2 separate regions of the Homo sapiens genome follow, and region 2 is linked to region 1. The links are chromatin contacts, found by Hi-C or POLR2A ChIA-PET in ENCODE. All regions are on one chromosome and are shown on one strand. Each heading gives the region's core, a stretch centred on a gene start or an enhancer-like site at or near the end of the contact. The rest is flanking DNA. Distances are from core to core; before and after follow the strand shown.

Region 1 (3,117 bases), core at 72-2,571:
AATACACCACTGCAATTGAATTTTGGTTCCACCTTAAGGTAAACTACGCAGCTGCTGTGAGCCTCAGTTTCCCTACCTATAGAAAGAGGATCGTAGTGGGGAATTGTTGCAGGGGTTAAATGAGATTGTACGGATCGTGGAGCAGCGCCTGGCGTGTGGTAAACGCTCAACTTATGCGGGTTGTAACTGCCTGAGGCGTTTCCTTCGGCGCGCCACTTGGCCTTCTCTTTCTAAATATTAGCATAATAAATATAAATGGACCCAGAACGCGAGGGGGCAGGGGCCACGTGATCGCTCCACGAAAGCCACTTGTAGGGACCTTTAGAGAGTTAGCAATAAGGCTGGAGAAGGAAAAGCCGGCGCGCCCGCGGCCCGCGCGATTTCCCGCCGAGCCCGCGTCCCCGGCGGCGGGCGGGCTCCGGGGGCGCCCGGGCCGCGGCGGCGGCGGCGGCGCGAGCTGCGCCTCCGGGCCGGTGAATCATCCCGGCAGACACCAAGAGCCGCGGCAGCAGAGAGGAGCGCTGAAACATGGCTGAAGCGGCCACGGGCTTTCTGGAGCAGCTCAAGTCCTGCATAGTTTGGTCTTGGACGTATCTGTGGACCGTGTGGTTCTTCATCGTGCTATTCCTGGTCTACATCCTGCGGGTGCCTTTGAAAATCAACGACAACTTGAGCACAGGTAAGGCCTGGGAGCCGGGCCCGCGGCGCCCACCCCTCCCCCGCCCCGGAAAGTTAGTGCAACTCGCGCGGGGCCGCGGCCAGGCGCGCGCTCGGGGACGCGCCGGGGCCCGCGCACCGGAGGCCCGCGGCTACCCGCCAGCAACGCGGCGGCTTAGGCGGCGGGGCCGGGCAGCTGGGCGCGCGGGGGCGGCCGGTGGCCTTCACGGCCCCGCGGAGGAAGAGCTGCGCCGCGCACAGCCCGCAAGGCGGGCCGGGCCGGGCCGGCAGCCGCCCTGCTGCGTCGCTGGTGGTCGGGAGACGGAGAAGAACGGGTGTCGCGGGCGAAGGAGTTCCCAGGACACCCCCTCGGGTGTCTGCGCCGGAACTCCGAGGGTTCCCCGGAGTTAGACCGAGTCCTTCCTCACGCCCTCCCGGCTGTGGGTGCCAAGCGGCCGAAGTGTGGTCGGGGAGGCGCCCTCCCGCCCGGCCGCGGAGGCCCGAGGGCGGCTGCCGGAGGGTGCTCGGCGGCGAAGCCCCCTGACCCGGCCGGGCTGTCCGGGCGGCGCCCTCCGTGGCCCGGAGTTGCGTCTTGCCGGGCGTGGGGCTGTCTCTCTGGTTGGGTAGTGGGGAGAGGGGTTCCCGAAGGCACTCTTGGGAGTGTATGGATGACGTGTCAGGTCACCAAATGGATTGTCGAAGGGACCGGAGGGAAGAGGGGAGAGCTGGAATTTCTGAGGGTTTCGGTTGCAGTTTTCAGTGATCTTTGCTCGTCTCCCTTCCCTGTAAAGCTACATATGCTCAGCAAGTGCCGCGTGCCTCCCATCCTTGGTCGGTGGTAAATGCAGGAGGTAATTAACAGGATCTTCACAAACTTGGAGCCAGCCCACTGAGTCGTTAAAAAAACACCCGCAAAGAAAACACACGAGCCTTAACACTCCAGAGAGTTCCGAAACACAAAGTAAATTTCGAGCTAAGGGTTACAGTCCTTTAAATCTGGAAATTTCAAGGTAGAGTGTTTTTGTTTTTGTTTTAAATTTTAATTTCACAGTACTGGGAAATTCTTACAGTCCTGAAGATATATACATATGTACACATATATATCTTCCCTTGTTAATCTCCATACTCTGGGAGTGCAAGTCTGGAAATGCATTTTCCTCAGGTGTTTAGCTGCATTAAAACGCTTTTTAAAACGCTTGAGATAATGTACTCATTTTGTTAGGAAACTTGTACCTTTCAGATACTAACTTAAGTATTTTGATTACTAACTTGAACTCATGTTCATATTTACATTTGTTTTGTAGTATCCCTCGGGATCGTGTCCCTGGGAGGCGGATAGGATTCAGCACTCTAGAATTGTCTCACCATTTGAATAGGTGCTGCTCAGCCCTTTTGAGTCTGTCATCGGAAAGACCATGGCTTTCTCGCTTTTCATCTTTTTGGATGGCTGCTTGTCGCAATATTGTCTTCTTCGCTTTAGACAAGTATGTCTCCAGGATACCTTCTGGTCTCAAAGTTCTATACCTTTAAGAAGTTGTTTGAATATATGTTTTAATGGAATTACGTATTTGTTGGTAACAGTGTTAGTCTGTTTTGTGCTGCTGTAACAGAATACCACAGATTGGGTAATTTTTAAAGAACACATTTTATTTCTTGTAGTTCAGGAGTCAGGGAAGTCTTGAGATCAAGGGACTGGCATGTGGGGAGGTCCTTCTTGCTGTCATCCCTTGGTGGAAGGTGGAAGGGTAAGAGAACATGAGAAAACAAGAGGGGGCCCACTTTCACTTTTATAACAAACCTACTCCCTCAATAACAAAATTAATTCATTCTTGAAGGCAGAGCCTTCATGACCTAATTACCACTCACAGGTCCCACCTTTCAACACTTTTGCACTTGGGATTTTCAAACACACTAGTTTTTAAAATATTAATGTTTCTCCTTATTACACACTTAAAATTTTATTTCATGATATACATTTGTATATCACATTTTCATCAGGTTAAATAATTACCCATGTATATATGTGTAAGTGTCACATCCAGTGCTCTGTGCAGATCAGGCAAGAAGCAAAATATCTACTGGGAAAATGTGTACTTCTTAAGGAAGGGCATTGTTAGGTCTTCTAGCAATTTAAATCTAGCATTTCTCAGAGATGCCTTTGTTAATTTGTGTAGGGGCAGTTCTAAGAGATAGCGAAAATATGAAGATGAACGTGCCATCCGGGCTGTACCTTGCTAGACACATGATAGAAGACCTGATGATGCTGGACTTTTCAGTTTGGTTTCATGCTCATTTCAGTCATAAAGAAAGATAAAAGGGGAAGCACACAGAGAGCACTCACCTCTCTGCTGTTTTTATGAGAGGGTAGCAGGATCTGGGGTGGGAGGAGGACTTTGGCATTAATTTTGAGACATGAAATTATAGCCACAAACCACCCTAGAACAGTTTAGGTTTTTCAAA
Region 2 (3,105 bases), core at 606-3,105, 3.4 Mb after region 1:
CCTGCACACATAGATTCTAATTCAGTAGGCTATGCAGTCTGTGACTGTGCATCTAACAAGGACACCAGTGTTTCTCATTTGGAGCAAAGATCACTCTTTAAAAATATTGATATAAATAACACTAATGAGATCAAGAAAACTTCTTGATTCAGATAACCTTTAGCAAATCTTTGGGCAATTAAGTGTTAATTGATTGTGAATAAAGAGGGTCAAATTAAATGAGCACTGCATGTACTATTAAAAAAAAAAAAGAAGAAGAAGACCTAAAGTGACCATGGGGCACTCTGGTAACTTCTCTGATTCTGTGCCTCTTAGATTTGTGAGGTCAGCATGAGTAGAAGGTAAAAGACAAATTTGGTAATATGGACAGATTACAGGACAGCCTATGGATCCAGTGTTCCAATTGGACTGCATTTGGTGTCACTATCCCATGGTTCAAACTGAGAGAAAAGCAGGGAGCAAAAAATCTAGGACAGATAGCACGGTAGCATCTCAAGATACAGACCATGCAGCTGTACTGACATCAAAAAACGGCCTGAGTGTGACATCTAATCTCAAGACAAACCTGTCTTTTTTCAGTTCCTATTTTAAGCTGCCTTTTTCATGTTAGTAAATGGGAACTAGGGAAGTATGTGCTGTTCCCAGAGTTAGATATGCTTTTGAGGTACTGCCCATTGTGGAAAGTTACATCTAAAACATTTATACTTTCTAATTCACCATAAAACCTTTTAAAAATACTGTACAAATTTATGGACTCTGAGCCAGTTCTACTAAATCAGTATTTCTAGGGAGCACACAGTGGGAATCCATATATATGAGCTATTTAGGTGATTTTGATGATTGACCAGGTATGGGAGCTGTGGCTTTCAAAAGCTTTGATAGATATTTCATTATTAGAAATATTACTGTGTTTATAAGGCGTCAGTCCTCTTCCCCCCATCTTTAGCCACACATTTCTGCCTCTGACACAACTCTTCTCCTCATCTGTTGTCTTAGTAGCCTTCTGTCCAAAATTATCTTGTTGTAGATTTGCTTTGTTATTCTATCCCTTTCCTATAGTAGCACTTTCCTGTATTCAGTTTTCCATCAATTTTGAGTCTAAGACTTATTTTTCTATCCTTTCTTTCTCTCTGAATAACTTATATCCTAAAGCACATTGAAATTGCATGTCATACTGTTATACATACCCCACCACTCTTTTTAAGTATATCCTCATTGGTAGTACATCAGCTGGGCTTAATTTCTAAAAACAAAATTAGGGCCCGATGGCTCAATATTTCTGAATAAGTAACCAAAATTGTTATTGTTATAAGAATGTAAGAAAAGGGTGACAAAATGGTGAATTGCTTTAACAAACGGAAAATGAGTTCAGAATGAAGCAGAATGCCTAAGACATTTTACATCTTGACTTGTTTTAACAAGATTCTAATGCTTTGTATTTCATTTATAGAATAGTTATAGCTTCCCATTGGCTCTGTGCTCCCATTTACTCAGCTACTGTAAATAATAGCCATCAGCAAAGCTTTTGAAATCTTCAGATGAAAGGAACTTAAATTAAGGAAGCTTCCCATGTGCATCCCTTCCCCCACAAAAAAGGATGCTAAGAAAACAAAGAACGGGGAGTACAACGGAATGATTGTAGTAACTGAATGCATTCCAGCTTTTGAAAACGATAAACATTTATTTTCTGACCTAAGTGTTGTTGTTTTTAATTTTTTTAACTTTTTTTTCTCAGTTGAAGCAGGCGATAGTGGATATTATCTTAAGATATGAAAGATATTGAAGGAGGCAGTATCAAGTCAGTTACACTATGTGGATTAATGTTGCAGTAGTTTCTTTCTTTGGTTATTGCCAAGCTAGTTGCTATTTTCAGAGTATTAGTCACATGCTTCTGTACCTGAGAGTGAAATTTTTCATTTCCCTCTAAAGATGATTCATTTTGTTTCTTACAGGAAGAACTTTGATAATAAATTCCAGTGTACTTTTAAAAATGTTCCCAGGGACTTAAAATGAACCTGCAAATATTTAATTTTATATTATCTTTTTGACATAGTTTGCTTACATAATCTACATATTTTGAATAGATGATTAGACCAAGGGAGCTTGCAGTAGATAAGGTTAAAATCTTAATGAAGATTAAACATCTTCTTTTAAAATCTCCTTATATTATTACTGTTGAGTGACAGAATAGATATTCAATCCTTTAAGCCAAGAATGTATAATGGGACTGGTATGTAATAAGTAAACTTGGGAAGCATAACTGGAAATACAGAAGATACTGAACTTACATAACAATGTGTCTGAACTTTAAACGTTTTTGCTTTCCACAGTCTGGCTTTCTCTCCTGCATTGTCCATATGTAAAGATGACTTAGCCAAAGCTCCCAAGCTCCCAAGAGTTGACAAATTCTCCCTTCCAGGGATTAACCCAAACCAAATTATAATATCTTAATCCCAATTCCAAGTTCCTAAAAGAGAGAATTTGTGACTGAGAGAAGAGGATACTCTTCTCCCTCTGCCAGCTAAGAAGATGTCTGAAGAGATGGCAGCTACAGATTGGCCCAGAAATTTAGTCAAATCACCCTATTATTCATGTTTTTTTTTTTTTTCTTTTATAGACAGAGTCTCCCTCGGTCACCCAGGCTGGGGTAAAGTGGTGCGATCATGGCTTACTGCAACCTCTGCCTCCCGTGTTCAAGCAATTCTCCTGCCTCAGCCTCCTGGTAGCTGGAATTACAGGCGATGGCTACCAGGCCCGGCTAATTTTTTTTTTTTTTTTTTTGGTCTTTTTAAAAGAGGCAGGGTCTCATCATGTGGTCAGGCTGGTCTCAAACTTCTGACCTCAAATGATCCACCTGCCTAGGCCTCCCAAAGTACTGGGATTACTGGCATGAGCCACCATGCCAGGTGATTTTTTTTTTTAACGTAAGACTTATAATTGAAAACAATTTCACATTCAAATTTTTAATTTAATTAAAACAACATGAAATACAAGTAAATAATTTTGGGGAAGAAAATACATTTATATAACAACACATATGTCTAATTTTATTGATCAGAGTGACATTTTAAAATGTTTTTTCCAGATATAAACAATGACTGTTTT

What was found. A loop is a pair of places that touch in the nucleus more often than their neighbours do. ChIA-PET counts read pairs that join two places held with the same protein, here RNA polymerase II (POLR2A). Pooled maps may share reads with other maps.
Region 2: a map with no recorded cell type shows a loop between it and region 1 (12-fold over the local background). The contact joins the enhancer-like site here to the promoter of ST7-AS1 in region 1. A Hi-C loop is called at or near these places in 2 of 37 single-sample maps with no recorded cell type and 2 of 50 pooled maps. POLR2A ChIA-PET finds 5 or more read pairs at or near these places in 1 of 52 experiments (H1).

What each region holds. Positions count from the first base shown.
Region 1 is chr7:116,953,013-116,956,129 of GRCh38, forward strand. ST7-AS1 (ST7 antisense RNA 1) reads right to left here and starts at 1,322. Exons shown (of 1, transcript NR_002330.1): 1 at 1-1,322. ST7 (suppression of tumorigenicity 7) reads left to right here and starts at 489. Exons shown (of 16, transcript NM_001369598.1): 1 at 489-679. The coding sequence starts at 529. It overlaps ST7-OT4 (ST7 overlapping transcript 4), which reads left to right and starts at 836. Exons shown (of 5, transcript NR_002329.2): 1 at 836-1,097; 2 at 1,449-1,667; 3 at 1,962-2,141. RefSeq lists enhancers at 35-144, 560-1,483 and silencers at 405-474, 685-884, 945-1,244, 2,842-3,101.
Region 2 is chr7:120,400,721-120,403,825 of GRCh38, forward strand. All of the region lies in intron 1 of KCND2 (potassium voltage-gated channel subfamily D member 2), which reads left to right. Among named protein-coding and RNA genes, the nearest start is that of KCND2, 130 kb to the left of the region's middle. Within about 2 kb of position 1,856, at least 5 of the 41 ENCODE cell types and tissues checked have a DNase peak (open chromatin) inside an H3K27ac peak, as active enhancers do.